Regions from separate parts of the Homo sapiens genome. Here regions 1, 2, 3, 4, 5 and 7 are each linked to region 6. A link is a loop called in an ENCODE intact Hi-C map of the cell type or tissue named here. Cell type or tissue: IMR-90. All regions are shown on one strand.

The links. A loop is a pair of places that touch in the nucleus more often than their neighbours do. Peaks named below come from ENCODE experiments on the same cell type or tissue, not always from the same donor. Only the 100,000 strongest peaks of a DNase experiment are listed, where the experiment ranks them.
Region 1: it touches region 6 in a loop (2.9-fold over the local background); 2 of 110 quality-filtered maps call a loop at or near these places.
Region 2: it touches region 6 in a loop (6-fold over the local background); 12 of 110 quality-filtered maps call a loop at or near these places.
Region 3: it touches region 6 in a loop (5-fold over the local background); 11 of 110 quality-filtered maps call a loop at or near these places.
Region 4: it touches region 6 in a loop (4-fold over the local background); 3 of 110 quality-filtered maps call a loop at or near these places.
Region 5: it touches region 6 in a loop (2.5-fold over the local background); 18 of 110 quality-filtered maps call a loop at or near these places.
Region 7: it touches region 6 in a loop (9-fold over the local background); 5 of 110 quality-filtered maps call a loop at or near these places.

The regions. Positions count from the first base shown.
Region 1 is chr2:151,030,977-151,034,976 of GRCh38, reverse strand. No RefSeq gene overlaps it. Among named protein-coding and RNA genes, the nearest start is that of RBM43, 230 kb to the left of the region's middle. In IMR-90, no CTCF peak of the experiment used is centred here; a DNase peak (open chromatin) is centred at 2,096; H3K27ac peaks cover 768 bases.
Region 2 is chr2:151,237,541-151,241,540 of GRCh38, reverse strand. No RefSeq gene overlaps it. Among named protein-coding and RNA genes, the nearest start is that of RBM43, 22 kb to the left of the region's middle. In IMR-90, a CTCF peak has its summit at 2,496 (motif pointing right); a DNase peak (open chromatin) is centred at 2,560.
Region 3 is chr2:150,528,090-150,532,089 of GRCh38, reverse strand. No RefSeq gene overlaps it. Among named protein-coding and RNA genes, the nearest start is that of LINC01920, 42 kb to the left of the region's middle. RefSeq lists enhancers at 2,870-2,929, 2,940-3,019. In IMR-90, no CTCF peak of the experiment used is centred here; DNase peaks (open chromatin) are centred at 2,489 and 2,999; H3K4me3 peaks cover 315 bases; H3K27ac peaks cover 2,208 bases.
Region 4 is chr2:151,159,991-151,163,990 of GRCh38, reverse strand. No RefSeq gene overlaps it. Among named protein-coding and RNA genes, the nearest start is that of RBM43, 100 kb to the left of the region's middle. In IMR-90, a CTCF peak has its summit at 1,612 (motif pointing right); a DNase peak (open chromatin) is centred at 1,610.
Region 5 is chr2:151,049,549-151,053,548 of GRCh38, reverse strand. It overlaps LOC105373686 (a long non-coding RNA gene), which reads left to right and starts at 2,968. Exons shown (of 4, transcript XR_002959484.1): 1 at 2,968-3,041. In IMR-90, a CTCF peak has its summit at 1,745 (motif pointing right); DNase peaks (open chromatin) are centred at 1,788 and 3,628.
Region 6 is chr2:150,608,753-150,612,752 of GRCh38, reverse strand. No RefSeq gene overlaps it. Among named protein-coding and RNA genes, the nearest start is that of LINC02612, 18 kb to the left of the region's middle. In IMR-90, a CTCF peak has its summit at 1,864 (motif pointing right); DNase peaks (open chromatin) are centred at 1,892 and 2,732; H3K27ac peaks cover 1,668 bases.
Region 7 is chr2:150,910,328-150,914,327 of GRCh38, reverse strand. No RefSeq gene overlaps it. Among named protein-coding and RNA genes, the nearest start is that of LINC02612, 280 kb to the right of the region's middle. In IMR-90, a CTCF peak has its summit at 2,148; DNase peaks (open chromatin) are centred at 2,187 and 2,497; H3K4me3 peaks cover 559 bases; H3K27ac peaks cover 1,169 bases.

The DNA.
Region 1 (4,000 bases), 420 kb before region 6:
ACTTAGCATGGGTTAATCTGTTTGAAGGGGCAGGAAAGAAATGGGGCACAGGAAAGATGTGCTTAATTGGGGAGAGGAGGTAAGAAAAGAAGCAGAGGATGGAGAGCTACCTGGGAGGAGAGGTCTGGGAGAAGCCACAGGGGAGCCTCACAGACACCATGGCAAATAATGAGGAAGGGGAATCCAGGTGAGCACGCAGAGGACATGGACCCCACAGACACTGACGTGGGGCCTGCCGTGTACAGACATTTATATTTTATCTTATGTGCTTATATTCCTATGTTTATGTTTTCGCTGCTGAAAATGTAAATAGAGGTAAAGAGGCTGAAGCTTTTATTTTTTCTTTCTTTCCCTTTTTTTTAAAACACCAAAGGTTACCTTTTGGTGAATGATCACTTAGTATGCACTTAATGGCACCACAGTGTCCAATTCAGCCCATTAGAATGAATAGTATTTCCCCAGGAGAACTTCATTCACTCTAGCTTGATGGCATTAGGAAATAATTTCAGCTTCTAGGCAGTATATATTCCCCTCCCCCATCTCCTTTATTGCCATAAATACCAATGCAAGAATTTAAACAACGAATCCAGGGCTATTTTATTTTGCTCATCATTACTATTCATATACACAAATACACACCTCATACCAAATTATACCAAAAATAAAAGATGACAGTGAACAGCTACATATTAACGTATTTGCACAGAGTGCTGGCATAGTCTAAAAACTTGGGTTTATGTTGTTAATAAAGCATGATTGGTCTAAGAAATATCAGTAACGTTCTAGACAGCTTCTTGTTAATGTCTGAAAGTATTTCTGCATCTTATTTTCATTAGGAAAAGAGAGATGTAACAATTTAGGATTTAATGGTCAAATGATGCTGTTACTACCCAGATACTGTCATTTCTGCACCATGACTATGCTGATGGATCTTTCCAATTTTGTCACTTCCTTCTGTATCATTATTCCTTCAGCTGGTTAGTTTCTGGCTTTCACATCAGCCCCAAAGAAAAACACTTAAGAATGCTCACATTTCTGTCACTAATCTTTGGCTTATTAGATCTTTTCTTATAATTGCATTTCAGGGGCTCTACCGAGTTGCTGGAATAGTTGGTGTGTGTCAGATATTATCGTAAGACTTGGGGAAGGTAATCCTGGGCTTTACAAGGTAAGACAAATGTGGTATGGGAGAAAAATAGATTGTTGATGGTGAGGCTTACTAAGAAACATTTGTTTTCCTTCCAGCTTTGGTTGTTAAATTAAATTATGACTTTGAGGAACAGGAGCCCTAAATTCTTTCTTCCTGACTTACAAGCATATTCAGCTAGGATTTTATGCTGGGTCCTTTCCCTCACTCTGTCAGTGGCTGGCACCCCGATGAAGACTGCTGTCAGCTTAAGATAAATCATATTTCAAACATATTTTTTTTTTCAGATTGGGCAGCCAAAATTAGTGCAAGGAATGTCAGTCTGTTGCCAGATCTGTCAATATAAAGTTTAGATCACAGTTAACTGGTGCCAGTTTAGTTAACTACCTGACAAAAAAGGCTCATAATATGCCATGAAGAATCATTTCATTCTTAAAATGATAGATGCTCAAAGCCAGCAGGGATGCTGAAACTGACACTGGCCCTTTCAAAAAGGACTTGATAACATTATGGAATAATGGAAAGAAGGGAAGCTTGACCTGGAAATAGATGAAGGTTGAAAAATCCTACCCTTATTTTATACAACTTATCTGCTAGTATATATATAAAAAAACACACACACACTTGACTTGAAGCCATACACAGATTGTCATGTGGTAAAATAGTCTCTTGGTTAATTCAATCTGCTTCTAAGAATTTTGTTGATATTCCAAATTCCAGAAGGACAGAGTTCAGACTCCAGATGGTTTAGAAATAGATATGTTTCGTTGTATTTGTTAGAGTAGGCTCATCTGTGCTAACAAATAGAAGCAAAAAAATGTAATGGCTTATACCCAGTTTCTTTCCAAGTCTTTCATGAATCCCAGGCAGATGTTTCTGGTCAGCTGGTGGCTTTCCTCCATGTGGCAATTCAGGGACTCATGCTCTTTTCATCTGGCAGCTCTAGCATCCTACCACCAGTCTAGACCAGTGCTTCTCAAATTTCAATGCATATATGAATCACCTGGGGGAGCTTGTTAAAAGGCAGATTCTGTTTCAGGAGGTCTGGAATGGGACCCAAGATTTTGCGTCTTTAATAAGCACTGAGTGATGCCAATGGGGCTGGTTCATAGACTAGACTTTGAGAAGCAAGAATCCACATGACCTCATCATCAACTGCCTCTAGCTGGTGGAAGAGAGAAGAGCATGAAGCACATGGGGGCTTTCTGTTGGGCTGGCTTGGAAGTGGCAATTTGCTATCCTTCTCTGTGAATGATGATACCTGGCATCTATAAATAATTCTTCTTTTGAGAAGTCTGAAACTGATTTTGAGCACAGTCTCATTTATCTTGTGAGTTAGAAATAAGTTTGGGTCACCATTTCCACCCCTAAAACACTTAGGTATTCAGAACATATGTGGTCCCTGAGTGGCAGGTAGAGTACCTGCAATGCAGCATTGTGTTGCCAACACCAGCTTTTTCCTGGAGCCCTCTGTGGTTTCACCTCACTGCAGCTCCCACAACTTGTCTCCCGGCTCCTCTGTTGTTATTGTGGGATTCGCCTTATCCCTTAATGGAATAGAGTTTTCTTACAGCCCTATGCTGTGTTTGTATTCATATGGTGCATTTGTCCTCAGAGGATTCAAGATCCATTTAGTCCATGTAATTCATTTTAAATAGCTTAGTAAAAATTTAGTTGAACTCAAGCTCCAAGCACAATTTCAAGCAAATGCCTATGTTATTGGAGGGGATCTTTAAACAGGTACTGAGGGGCATATCTGGGGTCAGTGGGTGAGAGACACTTGTTCGAGTGCAGCTTGTGGTCATCACAACATAATTTATAATTATCTTATGATATCTAAGCTGTGGGTGGGGAAAATGGAGAGTTACTCTTACTCCTACTATTTTATGCCAGACTGGGGGTGGGGGAGAAACCCCAAAGCTTTCATTAGGTTTTTATAGGTTTTGCAATCATATTTTCCCAACTTAGAAGTGGTCTGCAAGCTAAATGAAATTACAGCAATTGGTAGCTTTTCAAGCCTAATATATGTGTTTGGTTTTTAAAGCCTGCCCTGATAAAATAATTTTTTGTTGTTGTTGTTATGACTGTTGTTTTCACTTATACACCTGGATGAAATTATTTAGTCAGCCCCCAAGATATTGAAAAAACAAAGAAAGTTTAGTGTCCCATTAATAAACTGGTCATTCCTTCTCTCTGCTCCCAAGGGTCTTGTCCTGTGTTGTGGTGCTTTCATACAAATTTGATCTTAGAATGTATGTTATAAAGTTAGGGCAAAATTTTCATTGAGAGCTTATGGGAAGTACAAAGCCTTTTACCTCAAGGTACCCAATTTAAATTTGCCCAATGTTTAAAGCTCCTGCAACCCCGCATGTCAGTTTCTGTCTTTAGTTGTGGCTTTCCTGGCATATAAATGTGAACAAATGAGAGTTAGTCTCATCTTAGCTCTTGAATCATCTGCTGAACTTGCTTCTTCCAGGCTAGTTCTACCTTGTTGGTCTCAGTTCCACAGCTGTCCACCATTTACTTTGCGTCTGGTCATTGCCTTGGATTCTTGGACCAGAGGCGTCTCAAAAGGGAAGTCGGTCGTAATTCCCAAAGATACAATCCTGGATGCATAATCCCAAAAGATCAAAATTCCTAAAATCTGAAATCCTGAAGATCACAATCCTGAAATATCAAACCCCCAGAAATATAATTCTAGAAAAAAATAATTCTAAATGTCTTTAAAATATACTAATTTACATTTTTAGAAGATTTATTTCTTCTGCCATTTCCCTAAAACAGCGCCCCCTGTCAGCAGGAAGCAGTTAAGATTGGTCTTCCTTCTTAGTTTTATTCTAACGGCAGTTAGAT
Region 2 (4,000 bases), 630 kb before region 6:
GTATTTCTGTCAGGAGTGATGGTTTAATATTTGTGGACTCGTTGTTCTTGAAAACTTTATAGGATACAACTGTCAACAATCAACAATACATACAGCCATTTCTCTAAGGTGACCCAATAATGCCAGAGAAGATGAGTCAGAAATTCTTTCTGTATGAATTTGTGGACGGACCAGACTCTCCTATTTCCTATTTTTTTATTTTTTTGGGATGGAGTCTTGCTCTGTTGCCCAGGCTGGAGTGCAGTAGCACAATCTCGGCTCATTGCAACCTCCACCTCCTGGGTTCAAGTGATTCTCCTGTCTCAGCCTCCCATGTAGCTGGGACTGCAGGTGCACGCCACCATGTCTGGCTAATTTTTTTGTGTTTTTAGTAGAGATGGGAGCTCACCATGTTGGCCAGGCTGGTCTTGAACTCCTGATCTCAGGTGATCCACCTGCCTCGGCCTCCCAAAGTCCTGGGATTACAGGTGAACCACTGTGCCCAGCCTCTCTTAGTTTCTAAAAGATCATCCCTGTCCCTCTTGCTGTTCTCCTGTGGCCAGGTACTTACCTGTGTTCCCTAGACAAGGGGACTCTGTCCTCTTGGTCACTGCCATTAGCTAGGGAGGTGGTGGTGATGTGGCACAAGGTGGAAGGGTAATTCAGAGATACGATGGTGCAAATCACCCTTGCCCATCTCAGGCAGTCTTCTAGCTCTACTCCTGTGGTCTTTTTTTTTTTTGGCCCAGATATGGAGGAAATTTCTCATTCCAGCCTCAGAATGATTTGTAGTGGGAATATTTACTGTCTTGCTCTCATCTCCCCAACATATAATTGCAAAAATAAAACAATCTGACACTGGTACATTTCCTGAGATCTGAGCTGTCCAGTTGTAGCCAAGGTCATCCTGATAGAGAATGATGTAAATACTATAAACAGTTATCTATGGGTCCTATTTATGTCATTCCTAGAAGAAAACCTCGGGATTCACTGGAGACTGAGGAGTAAATCAACACTATCCACAGTCAAATCAGGTTTGAGCTGGGCTGCATTGAATTCACAATCAATCAGAACTGTATTGGATTTTGTTGCTGAACCTTAGCTTTTGGTGAAGAATTCAAAGGTGGCAATGTTTTCCTAAATTTGGCATTCTTTTGACACAGCTGAAAAAATTTCTTACACGTGCAAGAGACCAGTGTTGAAGAGCTATGTTATTGCTATCCTGAGAATTCCTATATAAGGGACTTAGGGTGTGTTCATTAGATGAAACTAATTTACACCTGGCCCCACTCTTCAATTCAGCTTTATTTCTTCTTTCAGGAATGCACCTTTTAAAAATGGCTTGTGGCAGAGTAGCTATAGTTTTAAAACATAAATACACAAAAGTGTCTATAAAACTATGCATTTCTATATACTCAGAGATGAAGAGGTTATTCATGGTAAACAAGCCTTCCTAGATTGGGTGTATGTTTTCTTGCCCTTGCTTTCTTTTTTAAAATACCATTTATAATACTTTGTACAATCAATTATTATTTTAAAGTACATTAATTTAGCAGATGTCAATTATTTGTAACACTTTCTATGCTTCCCTTTTCTTGCTACCTGGTGCCAAGGCCTGGTCCTAAGGATTATTACAAACTGTGTGTATGTTTTTCTTTCATTTTGCCTCTCATCTTTTTTACTTTTTTTTTTTTTGAGACACGGTCTCACTCTGTCATCCAGGGTGGAGTGCAGTGGTGCAATCTCGGTTGCAGTGGTGCAATCTCGGTGCAGCCTCGCCCTCCCGGGCTCAAGCGATTCTCCTACCTCAGCCTCCCGAGTAGCTGGAACTAGAGGCTCATTTTTCTATTTTTTTGTAGAACAGGGTTTTGCCATGTTGGGCAGGCTGGTCTGGAACTCCTGGGCTCAAGTGATCCGCCCAGCTCGGCCTCCCAAAGCGCTGGGATTACAGGCGTGAGCCATCGTGCCTGTCCCTCTCTTCTGTTCTATTTTTATCCATTCGATGCCATATCAGAAACAACGGTAAGAATTTATTGCTTTTAGAGGAACCTCTGTCTACTCCCAATTCTAACCCAAATGCAGGGATGAGTAAAATGAAAAAGTGGCAGTTTGAAATAAAGGAGCTATTAAAACAGTAGGAGTACCTTGGAAACAGCAGCAAGACTTCTGGTAGAGATGATGATGTTACTTTGATGTTGTTGCTGTTGTTGTTTTAAAGAAGCCTTTGCACTCCTATATGATGATGTTACTTTGAATGGTGGACTGTGACATCTTCTTCCACAGACTGAGGAATAAACATGTAGCTTCTGACTCTGGACTTGATATTCAGTAATCGTTATCTTTCATTATCAAAGATAATGAAATAATTCCTTCCTTATTGTTGAGTGGTATGACATAAGAAATACGCAGCTAAAAGGGCATATATCATGGAACTATTTACAATGGGATTATTTTTCTATTTCTAAATTGGTTTGAGAATCAGAGGCTGTTATAATCTGAAAAAGCACTAGAGGGAGCCAGATCCCTGTCTGAGGAATTCTTTCCTCTGGTGGGGAAACACTGCTTGTAGCCCACATTTAAATCAGCTGTGCTGGCTTCAGTGGCGCAATGAGTTAGCGTGGTACTTATAAATCAGCTTGCAGACTTGTGAATTTTGTGCCCAGCCTTAGACATATAATTTCAGGCAAAAATTCCCATATGTATCTTTAATAGAAAAGGGATTTTAGCATTACCAAGATATCATTATGTATTTTTTACTTGTTATTTTTATTTTTTTGTGGAGCTCAGTTCACATTTTTTTTTAGCTCAGTTCACAGACATGATTCCACGTGCATTAGAGATTTAAGAATCACAGATCTTAGAGGGTAAAGTGTTACACAATAAAGGGACCTAAGAGACTTCCAAATACAATTGGTGGACCGTGTTTGGATTATGATTCAAGCAAAGAGTGATAAGAAGATGCTGGTGAGACAACTAGGGAAATTTGAACAGGAAGACAATCTTATATCATATTATGGGATTACTCTTAATCTTTTTCGGTGTCATAATGATATCTTGGGGCTGGGCATTGTGGCTCATGCCTGTAATCCCAGCACTTTGGGAGGCCACAGTGGGAGGACTGCCTGAGCCCAGGAGTCTGAGACCAGCCTGGGTAACATGGCAAGACTCCATCTCCACAAAAAAAAAAAAAATAAAAAATAAATAATGATATCTTCTAAAATCCCTTTTCTATTAAATATAAATATGGGAATTGAAAGTATGTGTGCGTGTGTGGAGAGAGGTGGGAAGATAATAGAAGAAACAAGATTGACAACATCTGGTAATTGTTGGAGCTGGAGTTCATTATGCTATTTATTCTCCCTTTGTGAATGTTTTAAATTTACCTTTAAAAGTGAAAATGAAAAAGTAGAGACACTATATTCTTACAATATATATTTATGATGTAGTTTACCACCATTTATGGCTAATGTGTATTTCTTAGGTTGCAAACTAAATTTGCAAGAAAATATCACCTTTCCCCATAATTGAATTTAATTTCTAGTTTGAAGTTTTATTTTACTAGATGTCAGAAACCAAATATCAATTAATTCAGAGTAACCTCACATTGCACTGAGTCAAAAAATTAATTCAAGATCATCTTGGTCAATTCTGGATTTTTCCCACCTCATCTGCCAGCAGAATTGCTAAGTGAAAGTGAGTGAGAGGTGGTGCTGGTGAGTCAGGGGCTGGTCCTTGGTTGTCACCTCCTGAGTCAGATATCTAGTCAGACAACCTTCACCTTCTCTTGGGTAGGTTTGTCCTTGCAAATAACAGCCACATTGTCTGACGACCATCCGTAAAACCTCCCCAGATCTGCCTCTCCCTAGCTCTGTCAAACCTCCCTAGGGATGGGGAAACATTCAGAGGCTTTCACTCTGGCTTTCTCAGCTCTGCCCTTGTGGCCATTTCCGCTGTATTGCTCCAACACTATGTTTGTCATGGAAGGTCCTGGAACACTTCTCTAGGACATTTGCCACTTCCA
Region 3 (4,000 bases), 81 kb after region 6:
CACACACACGTGTGCACACATGCTCCATTTCTACCACCCCCCACCAACCCCAGCCACTAGTAAGGGGTTTTCCAAGTCACATGTTGGAAATCCTACATTATTCAGGGTAACAAGGAAAGTGACAAAGGAGTTAGGTTTTAGCTGGAGATCCACAGTTGATTGTACCTCACTGGTTATTGGTCAAGAAGGCTTATTCTTATTTGTAAGAGTGTATAACCGGCTGCCTTTTGAACCAGTCCACACATTTAACACAGAATTGAAGTTTTAGCAAGGACGAGTCACTCCAGGATGTGGCTGTGTGTTTCCAGAATAGTCCTAGACATATTTGAGTGAGAAAGAAATTCAATGTGTTGCAGACTCCATATATTAAATTTTTCTGTTGCCCACCTTTTTGTGTATTTTTCAGATATGTTTTATACTCTAAATCAGGAGCATTTTGCCAGGAATTTCCCTCAGAACCTCTTAAAAAGTCTGTACATTTGGAGATAAATGAAATCCATATGTTCCTGATTTATTCTCACTTTCTTCATCAAAACGTTACTTTCTACAAGGCACTTGATCATCAATAAGCTATATGAGATTTTTAAAGGCCTTTTTTTCCCTAGAAAAGGGAAAACACATTTGATCAATAACATAGTTATAAAGTCAAAGTTACACAAGAATTTATAAAGATATATTGTTTTACTATTTAACTTTAATAACTTAGGCTATAGATATTTGGAAACTCACCAATCATTGTCAGAAAAATGCACATTTTTGTTTTTTTCTTCACAGGATAAACACACTTTTTTATTTATCTTTACAGTGACTTTCTAAAAAATTTGGTTCAAGATCTAGAAATGTACTTATCTTACATTTCAATACATCTAAATATAAATACCTTTTACAGAAAAATCCTAAATCTGTAAACATGAACATATAGTCATAATACATAGTTCTATGCACATAATATAATAGAAGACAATACTTCTCTCTCTAGACACAGAGCTCACTGAAGACGACAGGGATGTCTTCCTCATCTTGGTATCTGCACAAAGTAGGTCCTTGATAAATATTTGTTGACCAAATGAAAACATTAAAAATAACACTAAGGAACACTTTTATAGAAAAAAGTCTGCTGTTTCAGACCTCAAAGGGATGCCAGTTGAACAAGAAAGACTGTGTCAACAAGACAATACACTAACTCATACTACAGTCTTATTTTAAAATTGATTAAGGCCAAGTGCGGTGGCTCATGCCTGTAATCCCAGCACTTTGGGAGGCCAAGGCAGGCAGATCACAAGGTCAGAAGATCAAGACCATCTTGGCTAATACAGTGAAACCCCATCTCTACTAAAAATACAAAAACAAAATTAGCCGGGTGTGGTGGCGGGCACCTGTAGTCCCAGCTACTCGGGAGGCTGAGGCGGGAGAATGGGGTGAACCTGGGAGGTAGAGTTTGCAGTGAGCCGAGATCGCACCACTGTACTCCAGCCTGGGAGACAGAGCGAGACTCCATCAAAAGAAAACAAAAACAAACAAACAAAAAAATGATTAAAAGTGCATGGCTGAGGGCAGGAGGGAGTGGGGGATGTTCTCAATCATACAGCTGTTTAGCTTTTCCCAGCATAGCTCCTTTTTGAGAAGAGGAGTTGGGAGTTGGAGTTGGTTACAGGGCTGGAGATTAATTTACATTCAAACTTTTAATGTTAACATGATCATTATACTTCAGAAATAATATTTTTGTCTATGTAGCATTTTATACATATATACACACATACATACACATATAAAATATAAATATATACAACAAATATGTATTTGTTTTGTGTATTTGCTCAGCTATATCTAATTCTACATGTAAATTCGTGTGCATGTAACATATACACTATATATGTAATATGAATTTATATATTATTTATAAAGGAGAATAAGGTAAGACAATACCATTGCAGTTCATATATTCCTTTTACATCACATATTATTTACCTAAAGAACATTATTTTCTTTTGGACCCTTCAAGGAGGCTGGCAATGATTTCTGATGTCTGAAGCTTGTTCACACTCATAATTTTATAGGAATTACCAAAGAGTAAAACATGAAACTCCCTAGAGACACTCAAGAAACTTAAAGCCTTCCTAATTGATATAATCAAGTTTCTAGAATCACAAAAGAATAAAGAAAACTTGTTTGAGGCTACATTCCCCATCAAAGATTTTCACTGGATTATTTTTTAAGCTGCAAAGACGATGAAATGGAGACCAAAAAGATCTGAACAGCAACATTTTCCCACATACCAGCATTGCTGACTTCTAAACATAAAGCCATTCATCAGAGTTTCAGGCTCACAGAATTCCCTGTTTCCACAGAACCCACATTCACCTTTATGCAAAAATGCTGATTCAGAACAGACATTGTGAGGAATATTTAGATGTGTGGCAACTCTTTCAGTTCTAAACACTGGATGTGGAGTATAAACGTGGAGAAAGGAACTTGTGAAAGCAGGAACTGGTATAATTCGCTCTGGGGCAAGACTTCAAAATGCAAATAACAGAGGAATAATAATGCTATTAGTCATTCAAACCTTAGTGGATATTAGTTTAGTCAAGGCTGCTGTCATTCTCATTAAAATCAGCTGCTGCTTTTAGCCTTTCTCATCACCCACCCCTGCGGAGATTTTATGGTGAAAGTATAGAACAGAAAAAAGGCATTGTGGAGGTAGGGAGTGGGAGTGGGGAGCAAGTAAGCACAGCATGATTTGAGAGACAATTGCCAGTAATAAAAAATAAATAAAATGTGAAAGAATATCCCAAATGAACTTGATCTATTTTGGAATTTTGACAAAGCCACATCAGGTACCAGAAAACTGTCTTCTTTCTCTTGTCTTCTTCCCTCCCACACTATACCATGACCACCTGCTCCTAGAAGACAGTTCCCTACCCCACACTCACAGGACGAAGTCCAACACAGCACTGTGGTGACTTCATCTCCATAGATGGTTTATGGGTTTCTGTTTCACATAACCCCAGAAGTGATTTCTGTAATAGAATCGGTAGAAGTTAGAGACTTCCTGTTATAAGCTCACAGTGGTTTCCAAGTGATTACAGAAACAGGGTTTTTTATCAAACCAGATAGGGGAGAGGAAGCTCTTCATTTGTCAGTTACTGGGCATATGTAATACACTGTGCACTGATCAAAGCACAGGGCAACAAACTGATGCATCAATGGTTGTCTCTTCTAGGAAATCACAGTCTTGTAGGTACTGCAGATGTTCTTACAGTTTGATGTGAGTGGTGCAAACAAGCAAGGCCAATTTAAAATTTGTTTGGGTGGTAGAAACTTTTTCCAGTATTCCATATTCACAGGCAAAGTGGATTGATAAAATCCAGTGGTGTTTGCAATGACTGACTAGTGACAATGGAAGATTATCTAGATGAATCAATAGCAATGAATGTCTGCATTCACATCCTGATTACATGTGAGGTCCTAGGATCTGGGTCCCAAAGTCGAGTAGCTCCAGCTCATGCATGTAAATGTGCTGAATGGGTAAGAGTGGGCAAAAGAGACAAGCCAAAACGTTTCTCAGGCTAAAGGAGATTGGACATGAGAACGAAATAAGACACATCTAAGTGCAAAAGACTAAAGCCAGTTATTAGCTCTCTCTTTAGCTCTCTCTCTCTCTCTATATATATATAATATAAAACATATTTATATATGGTATATATGTATGTGTATATATAATGTATGTATGTATGATATATATGTATATATTTATATATGTACGCATATATAAAATATTATATAATACATATATATAAACTACTCTCTCCTAGTTTGCTTAATTCAACACGCTCATGTTCTCTCTACGTGTGTGTGTGTGTGTGTGTGTGTGTGTGTGTATGTGTATTAGGAGATTTCCTATGCCTGATTATCATAGCACAAGGTGATGATGTGCTATGCCCCTGGGCATGGGGAAAGTGGGGTTAAAGGTACCCTCTGAGTTTAGACATTTAACATGCTG
Region 4 (4,000 bases), 550 kb before region 6:
CGAATCATCTGTGAATGTAATTGTGCCTTAATAAAATGGGCAAGACCAGGGGAATGGAGCAGGAAGGGGTTCAGATTCTGCTTTTCATTTAGCACCTGAGATCCACATTTGGGAGCTCTTTGGATGCCCATCCGTTTTTGAATAGCCTTCACATATGTGGGGCAATTCCCATATTATGAGTCTCAGTGTCCCTTGTGGTTAGGACATAAGCGTGGCACGCTGGGCTTCCAATAAGGCATGCTTATGTGATGCTTTGGTTTGAAAGGGCATGAGGAAACAGGTTTATGCTGACTTCTCTGGTTTGCCTATGTAAGGGCCAAGGGAAAACTTCCCTTTGCTCTCTAAAGATTCACTGAAAATAACACAAAAAAAGGCAGATTAATAGGGGAAAAGGCATACAAATTTATTAACATGCGCAGGGAAAATAACAGTGATTACCCCACCACACAATGGGGTAGAAAAGGGGTATACCCTTTTTTCTTAAAGGAAAGGGAGATGGAGAAGTATGGATGATTTTAGGGGTATAGTAGGTGATTTTTGGAGGGAATTCAATGGGCTTGAAACACATACAGTGGCCTAGGACAAAGTCTCTTGGGCCCGCAGAACAGTTGGTTATTTGTGACAAACATGTGTCCAGGTGTGTGGACAGGCTTCAGGCTTTCTTCCTGTGATATGAATTCAGTTAGTGAACACTCTAGGATGGGACCAGAGATAATTGTTTCTTCTTTGGTGGGTCCGGACTTTAGGCAGATAAGGGCACTTCAGAGAACAACTTTATCCTGTACTGTGGGGGAGACAGGACTGAGAGACAGGAGTGAGGCAGGGGGAGGTCAGAGAGAGCCTGAGGCTTCTTCCTCAGCTCAGCATGTCAGAGCACCATATTTTGGGGGTATTGGTTTCTGAGCCCCAACACATTGCTATGGAGGCAGCTGACTTGCAGGTGCAGTAGAGGTAGTAAGAAGAGAAGCATTTGTACTGGAGGTAGTGGCAGGTACAGTGAAGTCAAGTCCTGGAATTTAATTCATGAAGATAGCAGCATTACTAGCAACAGAGTCTTTATTACTCTAGTTCTGTGGCATCATTTGGGGGCATTTTCCTGGAAACAGAACTTCTAGTCTCCCTGTGATTTCTGTAAGTTACCTAATATCCCCTAATAAATCTCCTTACTGCTTAAATTAGCCAGAGGAGAGTCTGTTGTTTTCCACCAAAAACCCTGATGAGTAGAGCAGCTGTTGAACCAAATTCTCTTGTCCAGAATTTTTAGGGGGTAGTGATGATAATAAAAATGTTGTTTGTTTGGAGATATGGACTTAAAATCAGTGTGAGAACTCATTAGAGTCCCCCAGATGTTGTGTGGCAGTGGTTAACTACTGAAGGATGTTAAAAATCATATGGTTCAGTTATTTTCAGTGGCATATTTGAGGAAACTTAGTTTCCTTATTCCTAAAAGGCTGAACTATACAGTCTGAAAGGTGCCTCCAAATTCAACCAAATAACGCATTCTTTTCTCCTGTCAGTGAAGGTTACAGAGCAGGAGTGTGAGTTAGTACTTTTATTTGATAGCTGTCTAGACCCTGAAAGCAAATTGGCTACAATCAGCAGAGGGAGCTAGAAGAATCAGGAAACTAGAAGGCTGAAATGAAATGAAGCAAGAGTTACCAGGGGGAAAATTATCAAGCATAAGAGAAGGTCACAAAGAGTTCAGTTAGGATTTTCTGAAGGAAAAAAAAAAAAAGACTAGGAGAAAGTAAAGCGATCAGAAAAATTGTTATAAGGGTTATAATAACATTAAAAATAGAGAAGAATTAAAAGATATGATTAACAGCTGTCATTACTTCAATTGACAAAGCTGGTTAATTGCCCATGTAATCCTAGTGTATAATTTCCCACCTAGTATACTTCACTCATGAGAATCATAAATGAATTACATATGTTGCTTTTGTTAGGCTGCTGGGGACGTGAATCCAAGGGATGGTTTTGACTTAGAAGGAATGACAGTGGTAATACCTAGCCCTGTGTACACATATAAAAGAGTCTTTCCTGTTTACAGGTTGAAGGGCTTTTTGAGCTAAGACTGAAGATGGGGTTTATGATCTGTCTGTCTTCATTATGTATATACGAAGCTGAGGCCCAGAGAGCTGAACTGACTTGCTCCATGACAGGCTTCCTGGGATGCTACATCGTGTGACATAAACATCAGGAATTCGTTATTAAACTCCTTGTTTTACAAGAATTAACCAATCATCACACAAAAGTTCCCAGGTCTAAAAAATCCTCCTCCTTGAGCACATGTTCAGATTCTCTTCCCCATTTTATTTACTCAATTGTCAGCCACTCAGAGAAAGACAGTGGTACCATGCATTTTCTAATCAACGCTGGACAGAAGTAAAGCCTAAACAAATTGCTGGGATGTGTTTCTTTATCTCCTTTTTATTTTGTCCTCATTCCTTGATACTTGACAGATGTTAAATGCAAAGAACAGCAGGGTGAATGCAAAAGGCTTTTGCACTCTTAAAGCTTGGGTACACCTGGATACTTCCTCAAAGTATTCTAGTCCTGCAAACACTGGGTAAAGGAAAGCTTTTCTTCCCTTGCATTTCAAATGCACGGTTTTTGTCAATCTACACTAGAAGACTTCTTCCCTTTACATGTCTTTAGATTTTTAAAGATTAAAAAAATTCTAGATGGGAAATGAATTTGTCAGATTCAGGCATTTGGCTGAGTCTTTGAGCTAGTGAGAAAAGCCTGTCTAATGCTACCTGTTAGCAGTTCCTATATTGTTACAATCTATGGAACTGAAATTTCATTTCATTACATTCTAGGTTCTAGCAACTACCATGCTGTAATCCCATCACTGTCATTTGCCACCCATTTCTTTCTGTGGTTTATTTGAATTACTCTACTGATTCTTTGAAAATCTTAGAGGAATAGGAAGAATCACTAAAAAATGAAAACCATTTTCCTTGGTTACTGCTCAAGCTTTTTTTCTGGCTTTGACTGTGACTTCAACTGTGGAAACGGAAGCTTATTTATTGGTATAATAAATGATCCTTGTTACATTTCTGTGCTTTTCTATTTGGGTTCCTTTTATGACCTTTAAAAAAATTGAAATATTTTTCTTTGGGTGCTATAGCAGCAGAAAGTTCTTAGAAGAACTTAAGATATAATTATTTACAGAAATGCTTATGGAAATAAGTCTGCCATAAATGTGGGTAGAATAAAGGGGATGCTTGTTCTAATATGTTAGAATGATACTAGTATTAAGTGGGACACCCACCTTCAATGATCCCTCAAAGACACAACCAGAACAGGGAAGAGTAGGTTTGATTGAGAATCTCTAAGGCTTGTTTATTTGATCTCTGTACTTGTACTAGCCATTTTCTAGAGTGAACCTTTTGATAATTCCACAGTGTTCTCCTTTTCTGAATGGTGAATCTATTTCAAGCCATCAGAGTCCCTTTGCTGCCTTTTTAAAGCCTTCCTAAGAATATTTATATACTGCACTGTGAGCTTTGTATCAGCATCAGATAGTCAATAACAATTGATGTTTATCCTTCAAGGCTTTGGCATTTGCAGTTTGTAGTGATTTCTCTTGGATCTCGGTGTCCATGATATATACGTTATCGCAATTTTGGAACGGTGTGAATTGAGGTTGGAGACAGGGTAGTAGGTGGCAGCTGAACATTTGCTTCCTGGTGAGCCTAGACAGCTGTCCATCACCTTTACATCAATATAGTTTTAAAGTTTTGTTGTGCTCTGCTAATTTTTATATCACATTAGGGGTGTGTGTCTGTGTGTGTGTGTGTGTGTGTGTGTGTGTGTGTGTATGTGTGTATGAAAATAGCCATTGAGTGAGAGGGTAAAACTTTAGTGATGTGAAGATCTGTCCAGGAAAGTTGGCTTATGATGAAAACATAATTTGGAAGAGAGCCAGGAGGTATCAAAAAGATTCTCAAAAGCTGGGAATTTTTGAATGTCTGGGAATATGTAAGTGTCAAAG
Region 5 (4,000 bases), 440 kb before region 6:
ACTGAAGAGTGATCTAATAATTGGCTTTTAGGAAACACAGAGATTTATTGTATAGAGTACAGTGTACAGTTGGCACTCAACAAAGAACTCACAAGTCTGTTGGAGTTCACAGACACTGGCCTTCAGGGAGAGTCACAGAAAATTGAAGAAAGGTGCCCTATCAGGAACAATGGCCCCTCTGCCATCAAGTCCATTTGGTATCTAAACCAGTTCAAAGAGATGTTTTCATCTCTCATTTTTAGAGACATAATTGATCCTAGATGGGATTAAGGGTGGAATGACATGGAAGAGCTGGATCTGAAGCATGCTCTTGGAGAAGAGCTGATGATTGACACCAGGAAAATTCAGAGCCAGGAGACAAGGAGAGGTAACTGCTTAGCAGCTCTTAAGCCTTCAGAGATGACAGAATCTGCTTTGGTTGCCTGAAGAGATTGTCCTCCACATTAGACAGATAAGGATGGAAAAAACATAATAAGCAGCTTTTTGTAATTGACATGTGGGATGAAACTGGCAGGCAGAGAAGCTCAACCTACATCAAGATAAGCTTGGCTTGTGGTCAGGCTGAAGGACTTGTCTTGAGATTTTTCAAGTTAGTAGGAATGACTTCCAGACTGAAAAGCACTGTAAGGGAAAAAAGATGCACAAAACACCAAGTGTCCTCTATGGGTTTGTGGACAGACTTTCCACATTGTTAATGGAAATGATTTGTCACATTTTATAGAGTTAGTACACATGGAATGAATCTGTGTTCGTACTTCTGAAGGTCAGAGTCCCATATACTATTCACCTGAATTTTATAGACTAAGTAGTAGATTAGAAATACCTTCACCAAGCAGGCCAGATCAATTGCAGATCTCTTAGAACATGGACAGATTTCCTGTGTATGACACTGTCATCTGTCTTTATAAACCACTGGACACAGGCCTGACTACCTTCTAGATTACTAAACTCATTTGAGAATAGAACATGATACAAAGAATTAAAGGGGTAAGAAACAAGATTTAGCAGTTGCCATATTTTGCTGTATTTTCCATTCATTTTTCTTTTGGGAAAGATTTTGTTATGTGATCTAGTTAAAAAGAAATTTTACAGAACCTGTTAATACATAAAACTGAAGAACATTTTTCTTAAGTATTTTAAACTATAAGACAAAGTCTGAGCAGCTATCATACTTTATATAGTGAATTGTTAGAGGTCTTTTGAAAACCAAGAGTTTTGGTCACCTTGACTTTATTTCGTTTTTTCCTTGCTATACCTGATGATAAATCATTGCTTGGAGTGATGTAATGTGCACTTGTGTCTCAAGTTCATGTTTGTACTGCGTTTATACAGAAAACATGCTCCTTTACAGAGTGAAGTCAATGTACATCTCCTTTACAGAGTGAAGTCAATGTACATCACAGGTTAGCCCTGGAAAATGTTGTTTGCTTTTCTGGAATTTGGTTCTGCTCTACATCAAGATTTCAATGTAAAAAGATTAGATTTCCACAGGTGGCTTTGCATTAGTCAGAACTGAAATCAGAGTCTATTACTTCTAAGAGGTCATGGAAAGCAACTAATTCAAGACACATGGGGGTCTTGCCCAACATGATACATATAGTTAATAGAAAAACTAGCACCAGAATGTGTTGAGTGTTCTTTGCATACAACATATTACAGTAACTTTTGACGTAGCTATATCTGGATAATCCCAAAATGGAACTAGACTCGAGTAGAATTGGGATGCACTTGAGGCTATCAGACACTAGGTGGCATCTGTCTCTTTTTGCATCTGATGGGTAGATAATGTTTCAGTTGGATTTGTACATTGAGGGGAAGTAGACAATAATTTGCAATCTATGATCTTCATTCTTGTATAGATTTATGTGAACTAAGCTAGCACCAATGACTCATAAACTAATTTCAGCATTGCAAATGAGAGGTACCAAGTTCTTGGGAGATACAAATAATCTTTGTGAGTACAGAAGTTCTAAAACATATCACTTGCTTAACCTTCTCAGCTTGGGTATTTAATATCTAGAGGGTTTTAAAACTTCATGACTTTATGAAAATTATACAAGGGATTGACTGAGAATTAAGCCATTTTATGGAATGAAAATTATGTTATTATACTACATAAATGTCGATAAAAATTGGAAGTGTGATATTAATTTCTGATGCCCCATTAGTAGAAGTTGGTAAACATATGTAATCAGGTATAGTTAAGGGAATAATTTCTGTTCTAAACCAGTCTAATTTTCTTAAGTTTTTAGGTTCTATGGATCCTACTCTGAGGTTCTAGGAAAAAAAAATTTTCTTCAACTTTCATAAGTTCTTTGTTGAAATGGAGCCCTGTAGCAATAGGCAGATTAATAAGAGAAAAACAAACAAAAATTTATTAACATATATATTTTATAAATACATGGGAAACACCCAGGAGATGAATAGTCTTAAAGAAGTGGCTTTGAATTCCAGATTATATGTATCATCAACAAAGAACAGTGACATTTTAGAGAAATGACAAGACAAAAGACAGGACTTTGAATCTCCAGCAGCAGCCAATGGTGGGCAGGCAGATAAAGGTGAGTTAGTAAAGCTTGTTAATGTAGATTCCTGTCATCCCATCTCCAGGCTGACATGTGTCCAAAGCTGTCTTCAGTGGTTAATTTTTTTCTCTCCCTGGTAGAGAAGGGGGTCAGGATACCTTTTATCTTTGTAAATCTGCTTCCTGCTTTTTGGCAAATAGAGGTAGGGCAGAGAGCTGTACTGCATCTGCTTGTTCTTAATTCAACTTAACAATCCTTCATATTTTGGGGTGGCATATTCTTGTCTCCCACAATGTATTAATGTTTTTCTCTTCTGTGTTTAAAATGCAGATGTGTTCTGAAGTCAAGAGTCTCTGCTTATGAGTAAGGGCTTCTGTGAAATCTCTGTTGCTGGTTAAGTTGCCCTGGACGTGACTTCTTTTTCTTTCCTACAGCTTTGTAGCTTTCTGCGTCTTTAGTCAGAGTACGCTGTTTACCTGGTTGGCTGCCTCTCTTATTTGGTCCCTTGGTGGCAGGGTAAGAGGGAATTAAACTTTGCTCATTTTGGTAGAACTTTTTAAACTTTCAGATACAAGCTGAAAACTGGTCTCCTATTTTATAGAAACATAGATATTACATTTTGCTTTCAAGGAGAATAAGTCTGTAGACAGATCTTATATAGTTGGGCACAGGAGCTATTACAAAATATGAGAACACTATTGTGACTGTTTCCTCTAATGGTCTCTTAGCCTTGCTTTGTTCCTGAATTTTCATCATGGTCTTAATTACTGGCATGGACCAAGTTATTGTCTCCCCTTACTCTCCATTCATAGGTTGACATCCAAACTGTCAATGTGATGGTATTTAGAGATGGGTTACCCTTTGGGGGTAACTAGGTTTAGACAAGGTCATGTGGTTAGGCCTTAGTGATAGGATCATGTTCTTATAAAGAGACACCAGAAAGCTTGTTCTCTGTCTGTCTCTGCCATGTGAGGACACAATGAGAAAGTGGCTGTCTACAGGTCAGGAAGAGAGCCTTTACCTGGCACTGAATCAGCCAGTACATTGATCTTGGACTTTCTCCCCTCCAGACCTATGAGAAACAAATTCCTTTTGTTTGAGTCATCCAGTCCATGGCATTTTGTTACTATAGCCTGAGCAGACTAATTCAGTAACCATCGTGTCATGATATTACTTTAAGGGGGAAAAAGAGTACACTTCTGTGTTGCTTAGTGACAGGGATATCTTCTGAGAAAAGTGTTAGGCAATTTCATTGTTGTGTGAACCTCATAGAGTGTACTTACCAACCTAAATGGTATATATATTTTTCATGTGAAAACCAAATATGCCAGCACCATTATTGAATATCAATCATTTCCCCTACTTGACCTGAAATGCCAATATGAAGTACCACATATCAGGTTTCTATGTATGCTCCGTTATAATCTTCTGAAACCACTGTTTTATATGCAATCCATCACTGATGGAATTGTTAC
Region 6 (4,000 bases):
GTAGGCTCAACCTCTGTGTATGTTTGTGTTGATGATTTTGCAGCTGAACAAACAAACATCTGAGGTGCTTGATGAATAGTACCAATTAAAAAGTATCTACCAACAAGGCATATTATTTAAAGACAAAATTTTGTGCATGGATGGACTATGCGGAATTTTCATAATTATTCATTTTCCAGTTATCAGTTATAGAGAACGTGTGCAATTTAGCAAGCCCCCAAGTTTGTCAAGTTTGAACACTTACCTTCAGAAGCAGTAGTGCAGAATAGAAAGTACATGGACTCCAGACCAGACAAACTTGGATCCAAATCCTGGTTCTACCATATAAGAGCTCTCAGGGCCTCATCTCTCCATTTATAAAATAGGAACTATATTTATTATGCAAGATTGCAGTTAAGATACATCCCTATATAAAAAGTGCTTGGAAAATACTAGGTACCCCCCAAATGGTAGCCACTTTAACTTTATTATTGATTTTCCTGAAAATGCCCTTAGTCTGCCTCACTCAGGTGCTCTCACTGGCATGATTAGCTATTATTCTCGTATTTCATAAACCACATTTGGCTTTAATGAAACCATACATATGTCCATCTGGAAAGTAAGTTCAAAAAATAAATATAACTCCACAAAATGATGAAATAGCCTCTTGGGAAGACCAAAACACTCACAGACTGAGGATTTTTAGGTAGGTCAGAGAAATTTTGCCTAGGAGTAAACAATCAATGCCTACTTTTTCATTAAATTCCAGGAAAACTATATCAATATGTCTAGAGTCTATATTTCTAAGCTTCCATTTTTGCAATTCCTTCACGGTAAACTTCATTGTACTCAATTTATCTCCCTAGAAAACCAATGTTGTTCTGGGATATGATTGGCCTCAAGGAACATTTCATTATCTGACTCAATTCTCAAAAGTTTTCTAAGATACTTTGTGAATGGGATTTAAATAATTTGTTTTATTTTAAAGAAAAGGATCATTTCTCAGGAAACATAGTCATTCCTGCCTCTTAGATTTAAAAAAAAGATATAAATGGGATGGGGTCTTTCAATCTGACAGTGGAGAAAACCCTTATAGAACTTGCCACTCCTAGGAATTCCCATGGGGCAAATGGTTTCATCTAAACATTGATCTGATCCCAGTGAACCAGAGAAAAATTTTTGAGCCAAAAAAGCCTTCTATAAAAATTGTAACAGAAAATTAAGTGTTTTGAGTCATAATGAGGATATCCACAAACAATTTCTGGCAATTCTGTTATTTAATAAATTTGTATCTTACAATTAATCCAAAGTATGTATAAAAAGTTACCATGCATATGAAAAAACAAGAATAACTATTTATCCAAAACTATTTTGCATGTTTAAAATAAATCTTTTGAATCAATCACTCTTTTGATGCTTTATTATGCATAGGACTAGAGTGGAGCATTATTTTAATTAATTCATCATTGTTACATCCAAGATCATTTGTTATTTTCGTAGTACCTTCTGTATTTCCACTAAGTACTTTAAACTACTTCACCACATTTTAATGACAAGTCATATGAAAGTCCCTTGACATATGGCCTCTAATATGATCTCTAGCCTAGTATTTCCAAATGATCTGAATTTTGTTACTATGAGATTTCTAATGAAAGGTAGAATTCTTTCAACTGATAGAATTAATTTTTAGACTCAAACCATCCTGTAGGCTCCCCAGGCAAAAGGTAGCTTCATCATTGGTTAGAGTAAGGAAAAAGAGATTGCTGGAGAAATGTGGGGTAAGACTGATGCTGAAGTCAGGCAGAGGTTGGGCCCTGGGTACCTGAGAAAAGCATAGCTGCGTCAAGGATCATCAACTTTGACATTTACTACCTGTTTCCTCCAGAAGGTGGTGCTTGTCAGTCACGCCTGGATGGTTGTGAGACTGGAATAGATCCTGATTCTTCATGTTTCTTAATTCTGTGAGAATCTTTCCTCGTGAAAAGAAGCCACAGAATGTAGAAGCATTACTATATCGGCAACAAAGCATGTTTTAGCACATCTACGACTTCTACATGATATGCATTGTAGGAGTTCATGGTAAAGGAATGGTTGAGGTTACAGCAGAAAATTCACAGAATCATAAAATGTTCAACTAACAAAACTTCAAAGGTCATCAGTTGTAAGAGTTCTTAACAACCCCCTACGAGGTGTGTGAATTGATTTTAGAACATCTGTAAACTTCTAGAAGTCGCCTGCAAATTTCATGTTGTATTTATCCATGAGGGTTCACAGTTTTCATTATATTCCCAAAGGTCCCCCAAAATAAATAAGATTTAGTAACATTCATTTTGCAAAGGAGGAAGCTGAGGCATGGCATGGTTAAGCAACTTGCTTATGTCTCCTTCAGAATATCAGTGGTGGTGCTGGTGATGGAGTCCTATTTTCCTGAGCAATGCTGCATCTACACAAAATTCCAACAAAATTTCTTCATTTTTGGAAATAGAAGTGTTTACAAGGTACTCTGCTAAGTTTGTTTCTGAATCATGTCCAAATAACTGTAAGTTTGGTTAAATACTCAAAGCTATTAGCATTACACTAATGATTTTGAAAATGCTTGTTTGACCAAATGTTTCCGTTTTGATTGATTATGTTGGTATTATCCAGACATATACAAATAACAGCACACTCCCATGACCATGATCCTGTAAATATTCTGGCATCTCCCCCATTAGCAATAAAATGATTCAGCACAAATATGCAGCATAAAAGGGAGAAAAATGGGAAACATGTGTCTGAGTTCTCCACGTGAAATCTGGAGTCATTAAGGGAATGATTTGTATTCTGCACCCTAAGCATGCAGTAAGTTAGCAACCATGGAATCCAGCAAAGTCAAAAGGAACAGTAAGATTGCGAGGGATATTTCCAAAGGAGAGAAAACCACAATTCTTGTTTTGAAACCAAAATAACTCAAAGGCTAAAACCAGTTTGAAAACATTTATACAAGACAAATGCAAAATCTCGTACTCTTGTGATATGATGTGGTTTCTAAAGATTTAGGGTAGGATGGTAAAAAGACAAATATGCTGAGAAAACCTACAGACTAATAATTGCTAAATAACAGTTTTTGTTTTGTTTTTTGTGTTTGTTTTGTTTTTGATTTTTCTTGTTTAAAACGGAGTTTCGCTCTGTCGCCAGGCTGGAGTGCAGTGGCACGATCTTGGCTTACTGCATCCTCCACCTCCCGGGTTCAAGCGATTTTCCTGCCTTAGCCTCCTGAGTAGCTGGGATTACAGGTGCATGGCACCACACCCAGCTAATTTTTTGTATTTTAAGTAGAGACAGGATTTTGCCATGTTGGGCAGCCTGGTCTTGAACTCCTGACCTCAGGTGATCCACCCTCCTTGGCCTCCCAAAGTGCTGGGATTACAGGTGTGAGCCACTGCACCTGGCCACAAAACAGTTAATGAAACAAACAACATCAATAGCAAAAAATGAAAAATAAAAAAAATAGCACTAAAGATCGCAAACAGGTACCATAGAATAACAATTATTATTAGCCTGGATAGGGTTCACATCCTTTCCCAACCTCTGCTTGAGCCTTTCATTTTGCCTATCACCAAGAAAGGTTAAAAGTCAATTTTTCATGAGAAAACAGAGATCAAAAAAGAAGCTAAATTTCCCATGGTGGCTGCACGAAGAGGAGCCTGGGAGTGTGGGCCTACATGATAGTACAGGCTTCATGTTATGTCAGGACATGGAGCCTCAAGATAGTAGGGGTAGATGTCAGGCATAAAATAATCCTATGGGGTAGAAGAAAGTCTCTGGGGGTGGTGGTGTTAGAAAATAGGAAAAGATGAGAAGTAGTTGGAAGCTGTTTCCTCTAAATGTTGAGGAAGAGGTGAGGGCAGAAAATGATCAAGGCTTCAAGAAAGACTTACACAAGCAAAATGACAATAGACACTATTTTCTAAAAACAATGTCCAGGTAGCTTTGGTATTCATGACATTGAAACAGCATGTGTGACCTATTTTCACAATGG
Region 7 (4,000 bases), 300 kb before region 6:
GCACTGGGTGGCCTCCTTAGCACTGTCTACACATACCGACCCCTGGCTTCATCATGGCCAGGAAACGGCTCCCCCAGACTCAGCACCTCAAAGCCAAGGCCCATGCCTAGGCCAATGAGAAATGGCAGTGGAGACTGAGCATTGCCTTCCTCCTAGGTTCAGAATGCTTTCCAGTTCCTGCTCCATGAACTGGTATGGTCAGTGCGGAGTGGTAGAAGCAAGGTCCTCATAACAAACAACTAATCCTGACTGGCAGCAGCAGAAGCAGTAGAATGTTGCTCTAGGATGCCCAAGACAACTTCCATACAGCAGCTTTTCATGTCCCACCATCTCCTTTTCTATTTTGTCTCAATCTCTTTTCTGATCATAATACCAGGCCCCATTCCTTTCCCTGTATACTTTCTTTAGTTGAATATGTCTCTAAGCTTTTGTCTTCTGTCACCCTTAACTCAGACATAGTCTGGTCCAGCCATAGTTGCTAGGGATGGCAGCTCCTGCTTTGTGAGAAGCATGACCTGTCTGCTTCTCAACAGTTTGGTTCCACCAGTTTCAGGGACAGAAGAGGGTGTGTACCAACCAATAAGGACAATTACTTAATGGATAAATCTTGTCTATTTCACAAAACTTACATGTCCAAGCAGTAGCCTGTTGGAACTTCTATGACCTACTGCAGAAAACCAGATTACCATTAGGGCTACATATCTTCCATTTTAGCTGTTTTTTTCTTATTATTACTTGACATCTCACATACCCTGTTAATAGGAAGTCCAGGGTCTCCCTCGGGAAGCAACATCTCTCCCTTCACCTGTTTCTGCCTTTATCCTGATCAATTTAAAGAATCTGAAGCCAACTCAGTCTACTTCTAAAAGATAAGTCAGTCCTTTTTTCAAATACCAAATAGAACAGATTCATGATCAGATTTTGCCAAGACCTGTCAATATCACCAAGTGCTGCCCCTGGAAATGACTACCACTGCGCATCATTCAGTTCTGACCTGGACTAGGGTAAGGTACCTAGCAAAGTCCTTTCCCCTTGGCCACAGTGATTGGTTTAGAGTAGTTATCTGACCTGAACTGGATCACTTGCATGAAGTACAAGACTTCGGTTCTATGTTTGCGGGAAGAAAAGTGAGCCCCTACAGGTCTCGACGTCTTGACGAAGAATGACAGCAGCCACCCTGGATCAAGAGCAAGACAGAGGATGAGGCTGCTGCCTTGCAAGACAAAGCCTAGAAATGGAGGGACCAGGAGCCTCTGCGGCATTGCTGGGTTGCTGAATCCACTCTTGCAGGGAACCCAGAACATGCTGAATGTTTCAATTACACAAGGGAATGAATAAAGGCCATTACGGTAAAAGATAGTTTAAGTTGCACATTTGTTTTTTATAAGTAAAATAAACTCTAACTGGTATAACATAAAAAACCATTTGTAGTTCTCAGCTGTTCAATTAATTGAATAAACTAGTTGCTGCTCACTTGCATAAGGACTCCTAAATATACACTTAAATTCTTATTATAATAAATGTTTCCCATGGTGAAATATCTATACAGGAAAATTTTTCTAAAGTTTTTGTTAGAAATAGATAACAGCTGAGGAAAAAAATCCCCCCAGAAAACTTCTATCAGGAAAGAGAAATCAGATGAAATGTTTGAAAATGAGCTTTTTAGTACTCAAAGTCTAAACCTCCAACTGTTGGCTCTCCTGACCCCTGTCCTGCGTGTACAGGGCCGATGTTCCACTACTAGGGAGTTATAGGAAGGGCCGGTGCAAAATTAGCCCTTAGGTAACCATTTGTGGCTTGTATGATTGAGGAAGACATAAAATGCATCCATCGATTCTGAGTTACTTGATTCCTGGTAGGGGAGGGGATGGGGACTGAGTTAAGCAGGTGAGTTAAATAAATGTTTAAATAAGGTTTTCTGAACTGGGTTTTTGGGAACCACAAAGTTGGGTTTCAGATTCCTAGTCAGTAATAGAAACCCCCTATCCTTCCTCTCCAGTGCAGAAATAAAGCCAGTTTTGGGATTAATAAGATTAACACGCTGCTGGTCTTACTTCTTGGACTTGGAGCTCTGTGGCACCAGGGCAGCCTGAGTTGCCGGCTGGTTTCACAACCATGACTGTGGTCCTCACAGTGACAGGAGGGACACACCACACGGGAGAGCTCTTCCCCCAAGATCGAGTTATTTTTCTTGCGTAGCACTCCTTATGCAACCAGTATTGTGACTAAGCACTTCCACCCCAAAGATTCCTTCAAAAACATTTTCCTGGCTCCAAATGAGTGCATTCTACTTTGTTTTGCTTTACTGCTTCTTTTTCGTTCCTTCTCAGTTATTGAAATAAAACTGAGAGCCAAATCATAAACTTTGATTTTGTGTTTGACCTCAAGTTTGCTCTGGTCGTTTCTTTCATCCTTTCTTTTTCCCATCAAGCAAGTGCTTCTTCAGTTTACTAGCAACATGCCTGCTAAAGCATATTGCACAATATGTGGCTCGCCACGTGACAGTGACGGTAGAAAATGTAGTTTAGGGCCTAAAACATTGTAGGTATGCCAGCTGCCATGACATCAGTATTGTTAATGCTATGGTTATTCTTTTTATATCAGCTTTTCATATCTCACTTTACAGATTAAGCAAAACAGCTAGCCAATATCTCTGTTTTTTATTGCATTCATAGAATATTATTTTTATTTGTGGGACATATTCTAAATACAGGCATGTGGCACCTTAAGCAGATCCAGTATAGCATACAAAATCTAGATTTATACATTTGTTTGTAATTTTTTTAAAAAGCTAGTTCTCTTTTTGAAATTTAAATATAAGTTGATGACTTTAGTTTTTAGTTTTTTTTTTTTTTTAAATAAAGTTACTGATTTTATTAAGGGGAATTCCCTGATGTGGTCCTTGTGACAGGCAGCTCCAAAAAGGTGTTTACTATTAACCAGTGTCCTCAGCAGGCTTTCTGGGCTCGGCAGATGTGACCTGACACAAACAAATCCACTGTGGTTTTACCTACTAGGATTTGTTTTCATTGTTATTCTAGTCTAATTTTTCATTCGGACAGTGAAATTGGTATTCCATGCAAATTTTCTGGGTATCTGTCCTTTGCTTCATTTTTCAAGTTGCATAATTTAGTCACATTATTTTCATTTGCCTCTATAGCTTTGGTTTACTTTTTTTTTTTTGTATGTTAAGCAAAAACAAAACCAAAAAGCTTTACTCCTTTTTTCTCTACAATAAATCTCTATTTTAAGTATTGATTTGCAAATATGTCTGTCATGATAGTTTTGGGGTGCTTTCCTTCCACTTTTATTTTTATACTAGAAGAGGAATTTACTGAAATCCTTAAAGTTATCTGGCAATTCAATCAGATGCTGCACCTCATTTAAATGTGTTCAGCAATTGTCACGACTGGCATCATTAACTTCTATATTCTTATCTGCTATAATTGGTGATTGATGATGAAGGTTTCTAATCACAGGTGTGATGATGGTTCAGTTGGGCTCAGTGATGTTAAGGCTGAGTGAGCACCTCCTTTACAGCCTTTCTTTCATTCCTTAGCTCAAAATGAGCAAATAATTTTCTATAGCAATCAACCATTCTAATCTTTAGGGAATCTTAACTTATTTTCATCCTATGCTTTAAAACACTATCATTGTGAGTCTTCATACACAGATACCATGTGCCAAAATACTTGGTTCATTTACTTGACAATTAAACCAACCAATCAAGAAATTTGAAACAACAATAAAAATAAAATTTTTAGGTAGATGTGATTATGTTTTGTTTCAATAAATGTAAACAAATAAATAGATATATAGAGAATAGTTCAGATGAAATTAGTAAAAATTGACTAAATTTTGTATAAATCAATTTTATAAATGTGACAACATGAACCACATTTTAAAGAAAAATAACAGAAAAATGGTGTTAAATCCTAGTCTTTGGGGAGGAAAAGTGATTGTACCATATTTTATAAATAAGAATTTTGAGAACAATGAA